Linked DNA regions of Homo sapiens: regions 2 and 3 are each linked to region 1. A link is an interaction called in ENCODE POLR2A ChIA-PET data of the cell type or tissue named here. Cell type or tissue: PC-3. All regions are shown on one strand. Each heading gives the region's core, and the rest is flanking DNA. Links, peaks and the distances in the headings are about the cores only.

Evidence for each region. ChIA-PET counts read pairs that join two places held together with the same protein. Peaks named below come from ENCODE experiments on the same cell type or tissue, not always from the same donor. Only the 100,000 strongest peaks of a DNase experiment are listed, where the experiment ranks them.
Region 2: POLR2A ChIA-PET joins it to region 1 with 5 read pairs; 3 of 35 experiments call an interaction of 5 or more read pairs at or near these places.
Region 3: POLR2A ChIA-PET joins it to region 1 with 25 read pairs; 1 of 35 experiments calls an interaction of 5 or more read pairs at or near these places.

Annotation. Positions count from the first base shown.
Region 1 is chr3:170,466,163-170,473,299 of GRCh38, forward strand. It overlaps SLC7A14 (solute carrier family 7 member 14), which reads right to left. Exons shown (of 8, transcript NM_020949.3): 8 at 1-1,215. The coding sequence ends at 893. It overlaps SLC7A14-AS1 (SLC7A14 antisense RNA 1), which reads left to right and starts at 1,123. Exons shown (of 6, transcript NR_135556.1): 1 at 1,123-1,234. In PC-3, for the core only: no CTCF peak of the experiment used is centred there; a DNase peak (open chromatin) is centred at 9; H3K27ac peaks cover 588 bases.
Region 2 is chr3:170,757,414-170,764,550 of GRCh38, forward strand. No RefSeq gene overlaps it. Among named protein-coding and RNA genes, the nearest start is that of RPL22L1, 110 kb to the right of the region's middle. In PC-3, for the core only: no CTCF peak of the experiment used is centred there; a DNase peak (open chromatin) is centred at 3,848; H3K27ac peaks cover 2,169 bases.
Region 3 is chr3:168,844,217-168,851,353 of GRCh38, forward strand. No RefSeq gene overlaps it. Among named protein-coding and RNA genes, the nearest start is that of LINC02082, 54 kb to the right of the region's middle. In PC-3, for the core only: CTCF peaks have their summits at 3,272 (motif pointing left) and 3,479; a DNase peak (open chromatin) is centred at 3,245; H3K27me3 peaks cover 1,211 bases.

The DNA.
Region 1 (7,137 bases), core at 1-5,000:
TCTCCTTGTAAAAATTTTTATCTGATTATAAAACAAACAACCTACTTTTTCAAGGCATATCAGTGCCATGAAATCATGCTCCACCTTTGCCCGCTTTCATCATATCACCAGGAGCTGCAGTCTGATATAAGAGAGGCCATGACAGAGAGTTAATTTCTGCCAATGCCCTTCTGGCTTTTACCGCAAGATATGGTTATTTAATTTTCTTCTGGGCATTTACATAGAGCTTTGATGGTGCTTCTTACCATATCACTGGGTCTGCCTGACTGCTTTATGGTGAATCTGAAACCATTGGGAAAATGGTCCAGAGTCCCTGAACTTTGCTGGATCCTAAAATTATAGTTTGGAAGCTGTGAGAATGTTGGTGAATAAAAAGAAGCATGTGTCTTTTCCATGAATTAATTTTGGGTGAGATTGCAGGATAAAATGATGCTTGCTCAGGAAGTGCCAATGCCCATCTACCCACCCTGACCTCGGGGAGCAGCACTCAGCCTGACATGCCAAGAACAGAGCTTTGTCCCCATGTCTCAGGTGACTGAAATTCTGCCTTCTGCCCAGAGCCCCTGCTTGGGCTTCAACCAGCAAAGCAAAGGCCTAGGAAACATTTGGTACCATCAGCTCTGGTGGTTGCACCTAAGATGGAATTTCATATAGCCTCTTGTTTATTTATTTATTTTATTTAACAAGGCGACCAGTTAGGGGACCCAGGTTAAGCCCTTCAACAGAACTATCCTGAAGAGCAAAAGTAGCAAATGACAGGCTATGACTAGGGATTGAATTTGGGGAAGGCTGGATTTGTGAAATGAGAGCCAAAAAAGTTTTCACCTTCTAGCCCACAGGTTAAGTTACTGAAAATCAGTCATCACCATTTCTACCCACTTGTGTGTTTCTCCTACTCTGGAGAGTAATCTAACTCATCATTTGCAATCAGGGCCTCTGAGTTCTGTTTGTGTTTGCTTTTGCTCTTCGCTTTGCTACTTGTCCGGCCGTTTGCCTTCGCATCTGACATCTGTTGGTAATAGAAGCCTTTGTCTTCAGTGGGCCCGCCCCAGTCCTCCTGGCTCTCGCCCTCTGTGGCGTAGGAGAAACCCTCCTCCACTGAGAAGGGGTCATCCACGTCGTAGCGTTGGTACGTGCTTTGGTGCAGGGCCTCTTCTCGAGCGCTGATTTCCAGGGTGCTGTTCCAGATGCCATATCCAAAATAAATGAGCAGACCTGTGGGGCGAGGGGAAAGGTACAGGTGAATAAGCAATTGCTTTGGGATCCTGGGACTAGCAGAGAGATCACCTTCAGTGATGAAATCAAAGCTGGCGGGGTGGGGGGCGGTGGGGGCGGGGATGTATTTTCTTTGCTTTATGTGGTGTTTTGAAAATACTTGAATTAGATGCCTTTTAAAAATTGGGAGATCTTGCGTTAAGTAACCCATATTTACAGATTTTCCTAGAAAAGTCAAAAGGTCTGACAACACTGCATCCACATTTCTACATGGTGATTTTTGGCTGGTGTTGAGAACTGGCTGCCTCTTTAGACAGGATACAGGGTCTCTAGGTTACCTCAGTCCCCACCTCCCATGCTGACGTCGGGCTCATTACACTCATATAGCTGCCAGCCAGGAATTTGCATTTTCTACCCTGGGTGAACTATTTATGGATCAGCAACAGTTTATTCCCAACGTTCTTATAAGATTTGATTATTCTCTGCCTCCAGTTAGGGACTCTATCTCATGTTTCACCTCTTAGCAGCATGCATATATTATCCTGTGATTTACCTTGACATTTTACACTCACTAAAGGCGTGATATATCATGGCCACTCCAAGCTGCCTGCTTTCTTCTGTGTGCTCTCAGAGTGTCTAGTGCATGCTACTATTATGTCCCTTAGAACATCTGTTGTGTGATTATCTGCACAGGGTCGTAGACTCTGCAGAAAATTGGCACTTAATGTTTGTTGAATGAATGGGTGAGAACTCCTGATAAGCGTGAAATGTCCAGTGCAACCTCTGTGTTGATGTCATCCCAATCAAAGGAAAGAAACTTGCCCCCCTCGTTAATATGTAGCATTCATATATGCTAATGTTTCATTTCTATGATTTAAAAAACATGCATAAAAGTCATTTATGAGTACCCATTTTCTTTTTCTTTTCTTTTTTTTTTTGAGACAGGGTCTCACTCTGTTGTCCAGGCTGGAGTGCAGTGGCATGATCTCGGCTCACTGCAGTCTCTGCCTCATGGGCTCAAGCGATTCTCCTGCCTTGGCCTCTCGAGTAGTTGGGACCACAGGCATGTGCCACCACGCCCAGCTAATTTTTGTATTTTTGAGAGATGGAGTTTCACCATGTTGCCCAGGCTGGTCTCAAATTCTTGGACTCAAGTGATCCGCCTGCTTCCACTTCCCAATGTGTTGGGATTACAGGCATGAGCCATCAGTCCTGGCCTGAGTCCCCATTTTCTATCTTGAATAGACTGTGAAGGTTCAGGGCCTGGAAGTCTGGGAACCATAACCTTGGAGTCCATAGAACATGATAAGTAAGACTGTGGGCTCTGTGTTCAAATCCTGCCTTCATCACTGTTAGCTGTGTAACCCTGGTCCCATTACTTAGCCTCTCTGTTCCTCAGCATTCTCTGTAAAACGATGAGAGCTATAGCAACCCTCTTAACATGGGAGTGCTTGAGGATGAAATGAGGTAAGTGGTGGTTCTCAACCCTGGCTGCACTTGAAAGTCACCTGGGGGTGTTTTTTGAACCACTCTGATACCCTAGCCCCATCCTGGAGATTCTGATTTAATTAGTCTGCAGTATAACCCAAGCATAGGTATGTTTTTAAAACTCCACAGGTGATTCCAATGGTCAGAGTGTCCCTGAGATAATGAACTGTGCCTGATGGGCACAGTGTTCCACTGCCCACTCAGCCCACACTATGGCCTAGGCACTGGGGTCCATACAGTATGCAACCTCCTTCCCGGGCCCTAACATCCTCCTCTGAGTAGCACCAGTCTCTTTGACTTTGCTAACCCTGCAGGCTTCTGCTGGGCTGGTTTGCTTAGAACCGCAAGTCAAGCCTGCTTTGCTGCTGTGGTGCTTGAGAAATCTTGCTCTCTTTTGAATTTGAAGTGTGCCTTTTTAAGCTTGGATTTCTCCCTCCTTGTCTCAAATGACTTTGTCCCCCCTCCCTCCCACACTCCCCAGTGAAATCAACTTTCCAGGAGCCAAAGTAAGCACAGATTTATAGTCCTAATTGGTAATAAATCCTAGAGTTAATTATTTGCAGATGTAGCTATTAGTGCTCAAATAATGATTCATCTTTTAAAAGCAGGGTATTTACTCTTTCTTTTCTGTAGGTGGGGGGTGGCTATGGGGGATGGTTATTATCCTTGTGTAGAACAGGGCATCACATTAAGGCCTCTTCTAAGAGTGCCAGTGTGCTGGTTCTTGGAGAATGCCTCTGTCTGAAGCATGTTTGGCATCTGAGAATGGATTTCAGGCGACCAGGCAGGACCTGTGCACACCTCCTTTTGCACTGCTTTGCTTTTTTGCCATCTTTTCTTCTAGACACCCAGGCAGATGCCAAATATTGCCTCCTACTCCTGCTTGGTACCTATTATGCCAATTCTTTCCTTTCTGATGCCCTTCTCTGACTTTGCTTATAGACGACTCATTTCCCTACTGAACTTAATACCATCTTTTTCTTTTCCCTTTGCCCCAAACGTCTCTCCTCTGCCACCACAAAGGTCATTGTTCAGTCACTGGTTTGACATCACTCATCACTGGTTTGTCGATTCCAACAGACCTGTCCCTGCCCCCACAAGGTATTTTGGGTGTCAGATAGATTCATATTATGGGAATTCTCTAAAAACCTTGAGTCATAGATATTTAGAGCTGGAAAAGATGCTATAGATCACCTATGCATTCTAAAACCTTCATTTTACAGAAGAAGAAACAGAGGCTGGGAAAGAATAAGTGACTTGCCTGGGTCTGAGAAGGAGAGGAACCAGCTTTATACATGGAGGGAGAGAAGTCTCTTGCGTGTCTAGTCCTTCACACCTCCTCTCCCCTCCCCCAGGCTGGTTTACAGACTATGCCCACTGCAGTAAACATGTGATAAGAGGTTTACATGTGTTCTTTGGGAGTGGCCAGGCCTGGAAGGAACATGTGTGTGTGTGTGTGTGTGTGTGTGTGTGTATGTGTGTGTGTCTGTGTCTGCGCGCTCTCACATATTGACTGTGGTTACTTTTTACTTTGTGAAGACAATCCATGGAAACTTGCCACATAAATATTTATGGGTCTTTTCATGTTTGCCCTGAACCCCCTGGAGTTTCAAAGGTGTATCACTCTGTCTTCAAAAATGCATTTCAAATGTGAGTACTGTGAAACAAGAAACGACCGTGTGCATGCAGCCTGGTAGAGTAAATAGTAGATGCAAAGCCGTTCCCCTAGGGCTTGGCATTCTGTGTGTCTATCTTTCTTGCTGGCCCTTGAGTCAATTCAGGAAAAGTGGTGTGAAACTGAGAAGGATTGGAGAAAAGAAAAATGGAGGGGGACAAAGAAACAGAGAGGAACAGATGAAGGGAGGGAGGGAGGGAGAGAGAGAGAAGAGAAGAGAAACGTATTACCATCTGTCCCACATAAACAAGGGCTTTGTGTCGGAGGAGTAAACAGAGCTGCTCCACGCCTCCTGTGTGGAAGCAGGGTGTTTTGTTTCTGCTCCTTTTTTTAGTTGGCTTAGAGAATGAAGCATGAGGTAGTTTCTGAAAAATCTGTAGGGGTTCTGGGAATCCTGAATCATCTAAACTAAACTTCACAAAGCATTTCTGTGTGCTGGGTTAGGATAATGATGGATGGTTGATGTTGCACCTTTGTCCCAAAGAGCTCAAAATGTTACACAAACAGTATCTTGTTTTGTTTAGACTCCCTTTAACCTGTCTGGGAAGGGGTGTGTGTGTGTGTGTGTGTGTGTGTGTGTGAGTGATTATGTGCATTGCACACTTCACAGACAGGACAACAGGACAGTGGGCACAGAAAACATAAGGGAAGGTCCACAGCCACACAGTGAGCAGGTGGACAGTGAATCCTTCCAGGTCTCCCCATGCCCTAATCCAGGGCGCTTCTATCCCTCTTACATCTCCCGCCTACCAGGGATGGAAAACAATTTGGCTTAACGTTTTATTTGGAAGAACATATACAAAAGTGGAGTGAATAGGATCATGAATCACCAGCTCCCTTCATGCTCCCTCCCCTGACCCCTTCTCTACAGATTGTTTTGAAACAAATCCCTTCTATCATAGGTTTAATTTGTAAATATTTGAGTATGCATCTCTAAAAAAAGCAGTATCATCACAACTAAAAATTAATAATAATTTCTTAATATTATCTGATATCCAGCAGTATTAAAATTTATCTAAATTATTACATGTGTGTGGAAAACTCTTCACCTTATGAGGCTACACACGTATTCCTATGATGCCATCATTGCTTGAAGTAGTTTTTGGGCACCGCTAATCAAGATGGTCACTGGGAACGGCATCATATACTTTTGTAAACTCTTGCGGAGGGCAATCTAATATCTTTTGAGGGTGGATTTGATTTTGCTATAAGCCAGAAGTCATTTGAAACCAAGCCTCAAGAATAAGATGGCTGATTCACAAATAATACTATTTATTCTATTTGGATATTTAATTCTGCTGTACCTTAAAAGCAGATAACTTAGAGCCATTGCTTTGTAGTTACATAACTTATGTCAGTAAGAAACTAAAGGCAGGTGTGATGGCAAAAATCAGAGGGTGTCAGCCTTTGTGCTGCAGCAGTGTCCTGGAGGCTCCTCTGTGGGGCTGGAATTATTTTTTTTGAGTTGATGGGTCATGGTGGGGGTGCGTGGTGTGTGCAGGAAAGTGACTAGTTAGCAGTAAACACAGAAGTGTTTCAATATTCTGGCTGGGCACGGTGGCTCATGCCTGTAATCCCAGCACTTTGGGAGGCCGAGACAGGTGGATCACCTGAGGTCAGGAGTTCGAGTCCAGCCTGGCCAACATGGTGAAACCCCGTCTACTAAAAAAAAAAAAATAATTAGCTGGGCACGGTGGCGGGCACTGGTAATCCAGCTACATGGGAGGCTGAGGCAGGAGAACTGCTTGAACCCAGGAGGTGGAGGTTGCAGTGAGCTGAGATCACGCCATTGCACTCCAGCCTGGGCGACAGAGTGAGACTCCATCTCAAAAAAAAAAAAGTTTCAATATTTTAACACAGACATGGTTGGACTGGGGCACGTGGGCTGCATGCCTGTCCTGGTCAAAGGTAATGGTGGTTAGTCTTATGAAAGTCTGTTTAAAGGCCGGGCACGGTGGCTCACGCCTGTAATCCCAGCACTTTGGGAGGCGGAGGTGGGTGGATCACGAGGTCAGGAGATCGAGACCATCCTCGCTAACACGGTGAAACCCCGTCTCTACTAAAAAATACAAAAAAATTAGCCGGGCATGGCGGTGGGCACCTGTAGTCCCAGCTACTCCGGAGGCTGAGGCAGGAGAATGGCGTGAACCTGGGAGGCAGAGCTTGCATTGAGCTGAGATTGTGCCACTGCACTCCAGCCTGGGTGACAGAGTGAAGACTCCGTCTCAAAAAAAAAAAAAAAGAAAGTCTGTTTGCAGTGACGGGAAATATTCAAAGGGAGGCTTTGGCTTCTTTTCTAGACAGAAGTTCCCCAGTGGAAAATGTGTCTATGAGAAGTTCAGGCTAGACAAGATCAAGAATCATGCCTTTAGCAATTGAATGGGCTTTCTTTATGATATTAAATACTTTGTGGTTGTAATGCACTTTATATATTAAAAAAAGCACTTTCTCATCCATCATCCCAGGGAAGTTAAGAACTGTGTGATAAATCAGTAATTGAAATAGCATTGGGACTCATATCTCTTAACTCTAACCTGAGGGCTGTTCCTGTCCCACCCAGGTGCCTCCAGGGAAGGTTTACAAAAGCTAAGCTTGCGTTCATATACTAGGGTACCTTGGCATCAGCAGGTGACATACCTGCTCACCCCCCTGTGTTTATCCATCCTGTGAAAATTAAGCAAATGACCCCAAACCTACAAGAAAGAGAGGTGGGAAAGGGAGGTCTTGATCATACAGGAGAAATCCTAGAACAAAAACTC
Region 2 (7,137 bases), core at 1,162-6,161, 290 kb after region 1:
TATTCTAAATGTAGTAACTCAGGAATGGACAAGCAAATATCGTCTGTTCTCACTTATAAATGGGAGCTAAGCTATGAGGATGCAAAGGCATAAGAATGATGCATTAAGAACGGACTTTGGGGACTCAAGTGGAAGGATGCGGGGGTGAGGGACAAAAGACTACACATTGGGTACAGTGTACACTGCTCGGGGACAAGTGCACCAAAATCTCAGACAGAAATCACCACTAGAGAACTTACCCATGTAACCAAAAACCGACTGTTCCCCAAAAACGATTGAAATAAATTAAAATTTAAAAAAATACATGAAAAAAATAAAATGTGTGAAAAATAATAAAATAAAATAAATAGTTCCTTGTACTACATGAGCAGTGTATAATTGAACTGTGTATACAATGTACATGTGTATACAATGTGTATACAATGAACCGCTCGTAAGTGGAGGTAACAAAGCACTTATATTTGGTCTTTCAGGTACAAATCCCATATTTAGGCCTAAAGAAGCTTCAGGAGGTTTCCTGATACTCTGCTTCATATATCTCCTTGATCTAGCTTTTCTCCTATCTTTTATTGTTAATTTAGTTCAGCTTAGTTTTTAAATAGAAAAGTGATTCATGTTCACTAAAGAAAACGGTAATTTTTCAGAAAGAATAGAAACCTCCTTTAATTGCTTACGACTCAGAGGCAACCGCTTTACCATGTTTCCTTCTAATCTCTTTTAATACTTTTCTTATGCAATTGGCTGCATTTTCTTCACACATACAATGTTGTATCTGTTGTTAGTTAACATGCTGAGTGTTTTTGATGCCATTCAAATACTTCATAAGCATAACTTTTCATATCCACATAATATTCCGTCTTACAGATATGTGACTTATGTTTAGCTTCTGTCTATTGTCGTTCATTTACCATGTATATTTTCACTTCCAAACTGCCTTCTTTTATGCCTGAATATCTTGAAAATTGATTTTTTTCCTCACGTTTCCTCCTCCTTTTTTGCTCACTGACGTCTTTCTGATTTTCTCCCTCTCTTTATCCTGCTTCTCCCAGTCTCACCTTTATAAATTTACATTTATAACATGTTTTCCTAACATGAGTTTTGCATTTAAAAAGTGTTTTCTCACATTCATCACCTTATTTGGTGTCCACAATAACCCTCTGGAATAAGCAGGGGAAGTAGAAACTAAAATTCAGAGAAGTGATTTTCCCAAAGGCACTTAACCCAGATGACTCTTAATTCACTGTCTATACCAGACCACTCTATATGATGGTTCTTTTGGACATGTTTTTATTTTTATTCTTTATTTTTTGGACACATGTTCTTAAAAGCTACACAAGATTCATATAGGTTTAAAAAATAGCTTTTCATTGTTCATGTTTATAACATAGTTGATACATCTGGCATATAATAATCCTTATAGGTTCTACCAAAAGTTTAAAACATAAGGAATAATGAACTAATGGGCACCATCAAGCTCTGGCAAGGATCTCACAGGGGCATAAAATAGTTATGTGTGGTCTTTCACATCTTCTCAGCAGTTTCTCCAAATACTGCACTGCCTCAACATAGAATTCCCCACCATGCTTTTGAACTGACTCCACCCCCACCTTTTTTTTTTTTTTTTTTTTTGAGATGGAGTCCGCTCTGTTGCCCAGGCTGGAGTGCAGCGGCGCGATCTCAGCTCACTGCAAGCTCCGCCTCCCGGGTTCAAGCGATTCTCCTGCCTCAGCCTCCTGAGTAGCTGGGACTAAAGGTGTGCGCCACCACGCCCGGCTAATTTTTTTATTTTTAGTACAGACGGGGTTTCACCATGTTGGCCACAATAGTCTCAATCTCTTGACCTCGTGACCCGTCCGCCTCGGCCTCCCAAAGCGCTGGGATTACAGGTGTGAACCACCGTGCCCGGCTCACCCTTTTTTTTAAAGATAAACAAAATACTAATTTGCTAATGAGTATATTGGAGATTGTCTCCTGTGACCTCAGTCATATTAAATTCTCTCCCTGAAGGGGACTAATACTCCTCACAACCACCCCATTAGCCCTGTCTTCCCATGTTTAAAAATCAGCTTTGTTCAATTATGAGGTCAGGTTTCCCCTTTGTGCAGGTCTTCCTGAAACCAGCGGGCTTCCTGAGGAATGTGAAGAGAACCAGGTCACCTGGGATTTCTTCCTTCCTCAGAAGGTCTCCCCAAGTCAACATCGCCTCTGAATTTTCTATTTCCTTTTGGCAAATAAAAGAAAAAGTAAGTAAAACATCTTAGTCTATGCATGACCAAAGGTTAAACCTTTATTGCTTCATTTTGATTGTATCAGCTTTTCAGGACAATGTTTTCAAGGCCAGAGCTTATTTTAATAGCTGTAATAATACCAGTATTTTCTGATAATAATGGCAAACACTTTTTTTGGCAAGCACTTTTAGTGTTTGTTGTGGTTGTGTGCCAGGCATGGTTCTCAGCAGTTTTCACTAATTCATTTCATCTTCACAACAACCCTATAAGGTAAATTTTATTATCGCCCTTTCTACAGATTGGCAAATGAGGCACAAGTGGTTTGGCTTGCCCCTAAACTACATAGACAGCAAAAGACTGAGGGAGAATTTGGGGAAGACAGTCTTGCTCCAGTTCATGCTCTTATTCACGGCACTGTGCTGACCTCTCAGTCACCACGCTATTTACTTTACATACATTGTCTTATTTAATCTTCACACAGTGTATGTTTTATTATTTATCTCTATTTTACAGGTGAGGAATGAAGCTCAGTGGTGTTTAGCAGTTTGGCCAGATTCCACTCTGGCAAGCTCAGTGAGACAGAACCAATTTCCCTTTCTGTTTCTTTTAGTAGATAAAGCCATTGACCCAGCGATGAGGCAACTCAGAAAATGCTCAGAATACCAATCATAGGATCTCCCTAAAAATCAAGTGATGTGGTCAAGAAACAAAGCCTAAATAGAGCTTCTCTGCCACTCTGCTATGTGCTGCTGCATTTCTCCATAGAAATGTAACTTTCACCACCACCACACAAAGCTGAACCAGTTACCAGGGAGCTGGGAAGCAAGACAGATAGCAGGGAGACAGGGGAACACTTTAGGGTTAGGCCATTATTTTCAGATCAGGTAGAAGAGTAGAGATGGTTAGACACACTCAGAGATTCTTTGACTCTGACTTCAGGCAGGAAGTAAAATCCAGTCTAATCAGTTAATAAAAGGCATTCATCAAAGAGATTCAACCTCACACTGTTACTTCAACAGGCATCTTGCCCTTGTGGAAAAACAGGCTTAATTTCCAAATCATTTTAAGCTTGAATATTGGTGCAATGGGGAGCTTAATTTGGGAGGTAATGAGACCACCAAAGGAAATTAGAATGATTAACTGGGGCACAGTGAAAGCATGGAGCTGTTGGTAAAGGAAAATTGTATTTGTAGAGCTATGTGGTGGGGGGCAAGAGGCACAGATGAAGAGAACAAAGAGGGAGGAACGACTCCTGAGACTGGTAGCAGGAGAACAGAAGGCTCTTAGGAACAGAGGAAATTTTTTAAAAATACAACTTTATGAAATGGGATTGCAGAGTATTATTCAGTTAGCATCAGGTAGGGTTTCATGTGGCAACAACCACAGCTGGCAACACATTCTTTCAGAAGCACAGACCCTCTGGTGGTTTTATTGCACTCTAAGGGGTGTTGTTGAAAATAACAAGTTAGATTTCTTCATGAGGTCATTGGCACTGCATATACCTGGGCATGCATTATGGTTCTATCCATCCTAACTCGGCAAGCAGTGGGTTTGGAATTCAGTCCTATAACTTCCTTTCTGTAAGATTTCCTTCTAAGGTATCCTGCAGGAACGATTACTGGCAAGAAATATTGACCCTTTAATGTGTCAGAACTGAATCAGGCCCCATTCTTTACACAGGGTTAATCACCCAGTTCTCATGCTCTGCCCCAGAGAACTGAGGCTGCCACAGTGTCCATGCCAGGCTGCTCACTGGACACAGAATGAAAGACAGTGCATTACAAAACTTTCAGGTAAACGTACATCCTTGGACTTCTATGAAGAAACAACAGAATAACAGGAATAACATTTTTCCAGTGGCATACAGATTGTACTCTGAGGACTCTGAAACCTGATATAAAGTCCATACTGGGGAAAAAAACATGGTAGTATTTGTAGGATGGGCCCTTGTTGCTATTTCACCTGGCCCATTTGTTTCCAGTCTGAAAGGGGTCTGGTAGGCTGTTTGGCAAATGGAATTGAATGATGATCACAGAATGAGAAATCCAAAAATCTGATTTGAATCCTCTGAAAAGTGCACTAGCCACTCAAGCTTCATGGTTTAAGATTTTGATTTTTAGAAACATATAGTGCGTCCAGAGGCACAAGCCAGAAAGCCAAGTGTCATGGACTCCTAGGACTCAAAGAAGTCCTTTGTGTTCATCCTTAAATTTGAATGTGGCTTTCAAGGTAACCGAGAAGATAGTTTCATTCATTTCACAAACTTTTAACTGAGAAACTTTTAATAACATTTATTAAACTTTTAATAACTTTTAAATTGAGAAATTCTTGTTTACATAGCATCTAAAATGCTAACTAGCTCTTCTTTTCTGACCTTGTTTCATTCTCCTTTTCCTTTCTCCTGTTTTTCATGTTTTCTTTTTCATTTTCTACTTTTCTTGACTACATTTAACATCTTTATATTTGTCAATGTTTAGAATAATCACCCTTAATATTTTGGTATTTCCCTATGTACACATATCCCAAAGGATCAGAATATTTATGACTTTATTCATTTTTGGCCCAACCCTGTATCCTGCAAATTTCAAAAACAGCTTTACACTGTTGATCCCTGTTCAAATCACAACTGTTTTCTATTATCCTCTTACTTCATAGATTGCGTATTGGAGGGCTGTCTTAAGTCTAATACCAGGCATTTACTCCAGTTTCAATCAATCTTTTTTTCTAATTGTTTTATGGTCACCCGTTCCAAATTGTGAGGTACCTGGTTGATTCATACTGGCATTGACACACTCAGGACAGAAACTTTCCATTCAGTGATTTAAATTATTGGTTTTTTTTAAAAAGGATACCAGAACTCAGTACTTTCTCCAAATGACACTCAACATGCCCCTTGATGCATAAACAGATCTCAAGATTATTACATTTACACAATGTAGTCAGCCTGTGAAGTATCATAATACAGGTAAAATAAAAATTAAAAAGCAGGCTAAGGGAACATAAAGGAAGAAAGAATTGCATCAAAGACAGGTTCACACATGAGTTGTGCCTTAAGGAAGACATGGAAAAAGGTAAGAATCCTATATCTTTGGATTTATTGTAAAATTTAGCTCTCATGTCATTGTACTCTAATGAAACAGGAAATAAGATAGTATTCTCCTCTCAACTGCTTTTGTGTTTCAGCAGTAATAACAATAGCTACTATTTATTAAGAACTTACTATATGCCATGCATTGTGCCAGCTGCCTTACATATATTAACTTACTTATGAATTACAATAGACTTAGATGGTAAGCAGTTTTATTTCCATTTTATGAATAAGATAATCAGGCTAAACCACTTGCTCAAAGTTACACAGTTAATAAGTGGTCAGGCCAGGATCTAACCTCAGGTATACCTGACTCCAAAGCCCATGTCTTTAACCACCAGGCTTTTAACACCTGTGTTTTGTGGCTGGTAATATCGTGTCTCATGATTAGCAAACATAACCTTAACTTGCTTCACATGGGTCTTCCCAAAGGCAAATGAACCTGACTCAAGCAGATGTCCTTTGTATTCCAACAATTCAGCAGGCATCCTACTGTAGCCTGCCCAAGGTGTCAGCTTCCTGAAGCCCAGTACAAGCCCACCATGTAGAGTCACATCATTTGATAATTTCCCACCAGCACAGCCCTTGCCCCTTAGTCATCAAAGGCACAGACCCCACCTGCTTTATTCCCCTCCTGCCCAGAGTCCCACTTGGGGCTGCAAAGCTCCTCAGAGATTTTCTCTGCCTTTTCATTGCCACTGATGGGCCTTGGGAAGTCCCTTCCAACCCTGTTGACAAGAGCCTTAGAAAAGGGAACACACATTTGCTAAGTGTTTTCCATACACCAGGAACCTTACTAGACATTTTGTTTAGGCAATATTATTTAATAACAATTTATTAGTAATTATAATGACATAATGCAGGTAGAAGTACAGGCTTCAGAGTCAGATGTGGGTTTAAATCTAGACTTTAAATAATCTGAATCTCATCTGAAAAATGAGGATAATGGGGTTGTCGTGGGTGAGGACTTAATGAGATAGTGTACGAAAGCCCTCAGCAAGTGCCTAGGCCATAACAGGTACTCAATAACTCTTGAAAATTAAGGATTAAAGAGTCAGAGTTAAAACTGAGATTAAAAAGTCTTTCAGAACCCAAATCTCGTACATTGTAAAGGATTGTAAAGGAAATCTCAATTCTACCTGTGGCTTTTTTTTGGTCTAGACAAGATTATAAATTGTATAAGTTTGCTTTGCAGTTTGGGCCTCTATATAGAAAACAATTGTAATGAACCTTCACTGGTTCCTATTTACAGAAATTAGACACTCCATTCCCCCACCCAGATTTGAAAATGATTTTCATGTGGGATGTCACCCCATGTGATCTCATGCTGGCCAGATGAAAGACAGCAGGTGTAGGCCCTGGTGAACCAACCTGGTTAGGGATGCAGCCTAGACACTGGGACTTTAAAATCTCTCTCCTCTAATGATTCTAATAATAAGCAGCCCAGTTTGAGACCTCTGATGTAGGGAGGGCACAGAGCATAACTCTGATGTTTGTTAGCTGTGTGGCCTTGGAAAGTCATAGCACCTCTCTGAGCCTTTGTTCTTTTATCTATGAATTGATATCATAACCACCCTGCAGCACTGCTGCAAGATTAGAGATAATACGTGTTTTAAAATGTCAAATAGCAGTTTCAATATATAATTGCTACTTTAAAAGTTTTATTGAGATGCAGTTTTCATACAAAAAGTCACCTGTTTTAAATATACAATTTGATGAGTTTTGACAAGCATAGTCTTATAATTACCCCTCAATTGAGATATAGGCAGTCCTTGCTTGGCACAGTAGCACGGGATAGTAAAAGTGACCATGCAATCTGAG
Region 3 (7,137 bases), core at 1,258-6,257, 1.6 Mb before region 1:
AGACCTATCTACATAGGAATCCCAGCCCTGCCACTTAGTGACTGTGTCATCTTGGAAAAGTTACTTGACCTTTCTTAAGACTCAATTTCTTTATATCCAAAATGAGAATAATAATATCTATCTCATATAGGCTTGAATCTGTATATGGCTGAATGTAGGCATGACATTAATTTTTTGCAGAGTGTAATATTTCCGTATTTTAATATCCATCCTTTAAAATATTTAATTTTGAGTTTTGGAAGAGAATGAAATTTGAGCACCTATATGCAACAAGCAGACTGAGTACGGAATAACTAGGAGAGCAGGTGAAAAACGTGAATGATGTGGGACAAATAAGAAATTCTGAACACTGTGTGCAGCCCATCAATTGCAATGAGGACCTGGGGAGTTGTAACCTATGAAACTGTAGATGCTGTTGCTGTACTGTGAAGCACTACTGCTCTGACAGGCTCTCTGAGCTCCCATTCCACCTAGCACACGTGGCAATAAAGTGCAGCACATGGAATCCATATTAGAGCAATAGCTGCATCTTCAAAAAAACGTTTTAATGACTTTTCTAGTCTGCATTTAGAAGGATGATTTTAGATCTTACATCTTATCTTTTTCTAGGTTAATGTGCCTTCCCCCTCAGATCCCTGCATTTGGGGAAATTTCTGTGATGGTATACTCCCAGAGAGTATTGTGTCTCATTCAAAATACCCTTAGGAAACCTTTGATCTAGAATGTAAGTTCAGCAGCCAGAATCAGAATTGAATGCTTGTGGTGGTGTGAGAAGTCTGCATATATTCGGAAAGTTGTATAGGGACATTTTGTGTCGCTCCTTCTTCCACTTCTTCCTCTTCCTCCTCTTCTCCTCCTTCTCTTCCTCTTCCTAGTCTCCTTCTTCTCCTCCTCCTTCTCCATTTCCATCTCCTTCTCCTCCTCCTTCTCCTCTTCCTCCTCCTCCTTCTCTTCCTCTTCCTACTCTCCTTCTCCTCCTCCTCCTTCTCTTCATCTTCCTACTCTCCTTCTCCTCCTCCTTCTTCTCCTCCTTCTCTTCCTCTTCCTACTCTCCTCCTCCTTCTCCTCCTACTCCTCCTCCTTCTCGTCCTCTTCCTACTCTCCTCCTCCTTCTCGTCATCCTTTTCCTCCTCCTCCTCATTCTCCTCTTCCTTCTCCTCCTCCTTCCCATCCTCCTCCTACTCCTCCTCCTTCTCGTCCTCTTCCTATTCTCCTCCTCCATCTCCTCGTCCTTTTCCTCCTCCTCCTCATTCTCCTATTCCCTCTTCTTCTCCTTCTCATCCTTTTCCTACTCTCCTCCTCCTCCTTCTCCTCGTCCTTTTCCTCCTCCTCCTCATTCTCCTCTTCCTTCTCCTCCTCCTTCTTCTCCTCTTCCTCCACCACCTACTTCTATTCTTCTTCCTACTCTCCTTCTCCTTCTGCTCCTTCTCCTCCTCCTCCTCATCTTCCTTCTCTTCCTCTTGCTACACTCCTCCTCCTCATCTTCCTTCTCTTCCTCTTGCTACACTCCTCCTCCTTCTCTTCCTCTTCCTACTTTCCTTCTCCTTCTCTTCCTCTTCCTACTTTCCTTCTCCTTCTTCTCTTCCTCTTCCTACTCTCTTCCTTCTCCTCCTCCTTCTCTTCCTCTTCCTACTCTCCTTCTCCTCCTCCTTCTCCTCTTTCTCCTCCTCCTTCTTCTCCTCCTCCTCTTCTTCCTACTCTCCTCTTTCTCCTTCTCCTCCTCCTTCTCTTTCTCTTCCTCTTCCTACTCTCCTTCTCCTCCTCTTCCTTCTCCTCCTCCTCCTTCTTCTCTCCCTCTTCCTACTCTCCTTCTCCTCCTCCTTATCCTCTTCCTCCTCCTCTTTCCTTGTCTCTATATACTCTTCTCCTTCTCTTCCTTCTCCTCTTTCTTCTCTTCCTCCTCCTCCTCTTCTTTCTCTTCCTTTTCCTACTGTCCTTCTTCTCCTCCTCCTCTTTCTCCTCCACCTTCTCCTCTTCCTTTTTCTCTTCCTCCTCCTCCTCTTTCCCTTCCTACTCTTCTTCTCATTCTCCTCCTCCTCCTATTCCTCCTTCTCCTCCTCCTCCTCTTCCTCCTTCTCCTCCTCCTTCTCCTCTTCCTCCTCCTCCTCTTCCTCCTCCTTCTCCTCCTTCTGTTCTTCTTTCTACTCTCCTTCTCCTCCTTCTCCTCCTCCTGCTCTTCCTCCTCCTTCTCCTCCTTCTGTTCTTCTTTCTACTCTCCTTCTCCTCCTTCTCCTCTTCCTCCTCCTCCTCCTTCTCCTTCTTCTTCTTCTTTCTTCCTCTTCTTCTTCTTTTGAAGTCTGTGTACTGGTGTCTTGAAGAACCATCACCTTTGGAAAAGGTAGATTTTGTCAGCAAACTGGACCTGAGAAATCTTTTATTGCAAGGGAGGCTTCTGGATTAATTGTTCTCTTCTGTTGACATCCATAGCTATTGGCACTTGCAAAGATCTTATTTGATGGTTTCTATTCCTTGGGTGACCAAAAGCACTATATCAAAATGCAAATAAGGGAGAATTTTCAATGTTTAATATTAAACCAGCCCTCCTACCTACAGGAAACTGCCATTTCTGCAAATGGTGTGGAATGTTTTGTTATATGACAAGGAGTGGAAGAGCTAAATATGCCCTGCACTTGAACCGCACTCTGTTCATCTAAGAATTCTGTGTATGTTGTATTACATTGGAACTATCTGGATTACAGCACAGACTAATAGTCAACCAGCCAAAATAAAATCAGCCAAAGATTCATTGCTGTCGTTAAAAACCTCACTTTAGAAAGGAAGGACCTAAGTAGATACTTTAGTAATCAAATCTGAGGAAGTTCAATTTTACTTGGTTGTGAGAAACATGGAGCATGCAAATACCTAAAATTAAGCAATACTAAAGAAAAAAATAAATTTACTTATCAAAAATGATTAAAGTGTAGAAGTGAATCTGCTATCACAGTAATTTAATAAACTGAAGCATGAGTTATTTTGGATTGAATTTGTTACATAGCTCATGCATGAAATGATCTGTTGCTTGTTCTTGTGACTATGAAACAGCAAAGGGAAAAAATGTATTCTGTCCGAGGCATTGTAAAAATATTGAAAGCTTTGAGCCTTTTGTAGAGGCATATGACTACAACTTGTCATTTATACTTTACAGGCCAATAATTTTTACGCCGAAATCGCAGATGCTTAGCTTTCAGAATTATCTCTTAATATATAGTGGGTTCAGAAACTCAACTCTGGCGCCATGAGACTGTCACTCATGTGATTACACTGCCACCATGTGGTTTCAAAGATCCTTTCCAATTAAAAAAATCAAAGATATGGCCTCTTACGAAAAAGAAAATGATGATTCAAGTATTTTCTCTATTTTTCTTGGTCGTTTGTTCTGTTACAATATTATACATAGTGTATGGATTCTCATGGGAGGTATGACTGGGGCAGAAATGTAAGAGGTGGTAGTATAGGCTAATAATTATTTGTAGTTCTTCATGAATTCAGCTTCTGCCAAGTGAATACCATCAAGAGCTTTGCTAGCAGGTGCTACCTTCATTGACCTTTTCTGAATAAATATAGCATTTACAGTGTCCAGAAGAATCTAAAAAATTCCTTACAGATGTCAATAGGCAAGTGTTTCTCAAACTCGGTTCCTAGACTGGCAGCATGAACATTCTTGAGAAACGTATTAGAAATGCCAGTTATTCAGCTCCACCCCATGCACTGAATAAGAAATTCTGGAAATGGGGCCCAGTAATCTGTTTTAAAAAGCCCTCCCAGGTGATTCTGATGCTTGTTAAAATTTGAGAACGATTGTTAAAGACAATCACATCTCTCTTAGGATAGATTAACACACATTTCCCTAGATAGTGTTAAATTTAGCCACCTGCTTCGGGCCCCTAAAAAAAAAAAATCCACAGAGAAGTGAAAGACAAAGGTCCCAGGGCTTCCTATCAGTTTCGTTGACCAGCACCCTGAAGCCCTCCCTGGGAAGGAAGAAGCAGGTCATCTGGGGGGGTTCCTGTTCCCATCAACTGCCCTATCAGCATTCTTTCTTCCCTATTTAACTGCACCTGAAAGAGTTGCTACAGCCAATTCGGAATAAATCTTTCAACCTTTTGGGATTATTGGAACACAGTCAATTATGAATGGATGTTATATATAAGACTACTTTTCGGACATTAAAAATATAGTTTTTATATATAAGCTAAATATAAGCTAAAAATATAGTTTTTATATATACGCTAAATATAAGCTACAAATTGGAAAGCCTCCCAGGCTTTAAGAATGTTAAAGAATGGTGGGATGGTATGAATTGGAGACTCCATGCCCTGTCATTACAGCCAGACACTAAACTGCTTCCCAACTCAGTTTTCTGTAGTCATGCACAAAGGTTGGCCTCATGCTACTAGGACTTCTGATATTTATAATATGAAAAGTCAGAAAGAATAAATTTTATGTAAAATGTCAAAATTTTAAAGTATGAATTCAAGTTTACGTGCATGTATAAATAAATAAATGAAAACATATCTGCCAGTTTGATTCCATCTACTGACCTCCAGAATCTTGTTTCTGGGGTAAACAGTTAAGGAAAATTGTGGTTATCAACCTCAGCATACATTTATGAACATATGTATGTCTGATATTGAAGTGATTTGTGTCCATGCTTTTTCATCTTTGTATGTGTAAATACATATCCTTTCTCTTCCTCTTCCTCCTCCTACTCTCCTCCTTCTTGTTTGTGCTTCCATAGAAATTTTAGGATTGTTTTCCTGTTTCTTTGAAGAATGTCATTGGTATTTTGGTAGTGATTGCACTGACTATATACACAGCATGGAAACCTAGCATCTCAAAACATGGGGGAAATATTTTATTTGGTAACGAAGTAGCTTCAAACTGAGTAAAAGCAAAAAATCTGAAAGGTGCCTGAATTCAAAAAGCACATCTCTAAAGTGCCATGCTTTATAGAAGAGAATGTATGATATTTTTACTAATATGAAACATGTTTTCAAAGCATTTAAAAATCTTTCAAGATCTTACAAATTTCACAGCACATACAGAATAAAAATATTGAGAATATACGACTTACTTGTAGTGTAGGTTATTCTTAGGGACATATAAAATACTTAAAAATATCAAGATTAGGAACAAAATTAGGCACTCAATTGGAACAAAAATCAGATTTTAATTGTTTTTATCCCTGGCTATGGAAAGAGTGCTTAATAAATAGCAGCTGAACTAATAGAAGAATAAGTATTGATCAGGTGTTACTGAGAGAATTTTCTACATAAGGCATGGTCTCTGCAGCTTAACCCTCACTGTCCTCACTGTGTCCAAGATTCAGAAAGTGCGTCTTATATCATTGCAAGTTGGAGGTTTTCTGAAAGACTTCAAGAACAACTTTAGATAGAACCTTGGTTTTTCTCTGTGGTTTCTTTCCAAATCTAGTAAAATTTCAGTGGCTGTGCTGCTGATCATATATTTAAGATTGATAGAACTAATTCTGGGTTAAATTACAATGTACACACCAAGCTGAAGATCATTCTGGTCACTCGGGGCCAATGTCTGGATACATCCCCATCCCTTGGCACAACAGAAGCTAGTTTTTCAGACTGTTTCCAGATTTAATGAAGACCTCCTGCCCCAACTATCTTGACCTATAGAATATCATTGTGGTTAGGATTCTGAACATGGGGATCCTTTACTTTCCTTCCTCATGGATTTTAGAGTTTCAAGAGTATCCCATAAAAAAATGCATATTCAGTAGTCCCCACTTACCCTTAATGTATATGTTTCAATATACCCAGTGGATGCCTGAAACCACAGATAGTACCAAACCCTATATATATTATGTTTGTTCTATCCATACATACATATGATAAAGTTTAATTTATAAACAGGCATGGTAAGATATTAACAACAACAAAAATAAAATAGAACAATTATAATAATATGCCAGCATAACTACTCTTGTGCATTGGGGTCATTATGAATTAAAACAAGGGTTACTTGAACACAAGCATTGTGATACTGCCACAGTCAGTCTGAAAACTGAGGAGGCTACTAAGTGACTAGCAAGCAGGTAGAGTCTATGGGGTGAGTACTCTGAACAAAGGGATGATTCAAGTTCCAGGTGGGAGAGAGCAGAAAGATAAGGGAGGGTGTCAGATTTCATCACACTAAGAATGGCATGCAATTAAAAACTTATGAATTGTTTACTTCTAGAATTTTTTATTTAACTTTTTTCAATTTAGAATTTTCAAATTTTCTTAAATATTTGATACATAAGAAGTACATATTTTGAGGTTATATGTAATATCTTGATACAGTCATATATATTGATCAGATCAGGGTAAGTGGGATATCTGTCTCCTTAAACATTTGTCTTTCCTTTATACTGGAAATAATTATTATCCTCTAGCTATTTTGAAATATGCAGCAGATCATTGTTTAGTCACCTTACTGATTTATCAAACACCAGGTCTTGTTTCCATAATCTAACCATATTTTTGTTCATATAAATCAACCTCACTTTATTTCCTCTCCTCCAACCCTGGCCCTTCATGGCCTCTGGTAACCACCAATCTACTCTTTATCTTCATAAGATCACCTTTATTACCTCCAACATATGAGAGAGAACATGTGATACTTGTCTTTCTGTGCCTGGCTTATTTCACTTAACATTATGACTTCCAGTTCCATCCACTTATATTGCTGCAAATGACAGGATTTCATTCTGTTTTATGGCTGAATAATATTCCATTGTGTAAATACACCACATGTTCTGTATCCATCGATGGCCTCATAGGTTGATTCCATATTTTGGCTATTGTGAATAGCGCTGCAATAAACATGGAACTGTAGCTATCTCTCTAATATATTGATCTCCTTTCTTTTGGATATATACCCAGTATTGGGATTGCTGGATCCTATGGTAGTTCTATATTTTGTATTTTTAAGAACTCCCATGTCATTTTCCAGGATAGCTATATTAACCTACCTTCCTAGCAACAGTGTACAAGGGTTCTCCTTTCTCCACAATCTTGCCAACATCTGCTATTCCTTGTCTTTCAGATAAAACCAATTTAACTGAGGTGAGATGATACCTCATTGTGGTTTCCCTTTGCATTTCCCTGATTATTAATGTTGTGT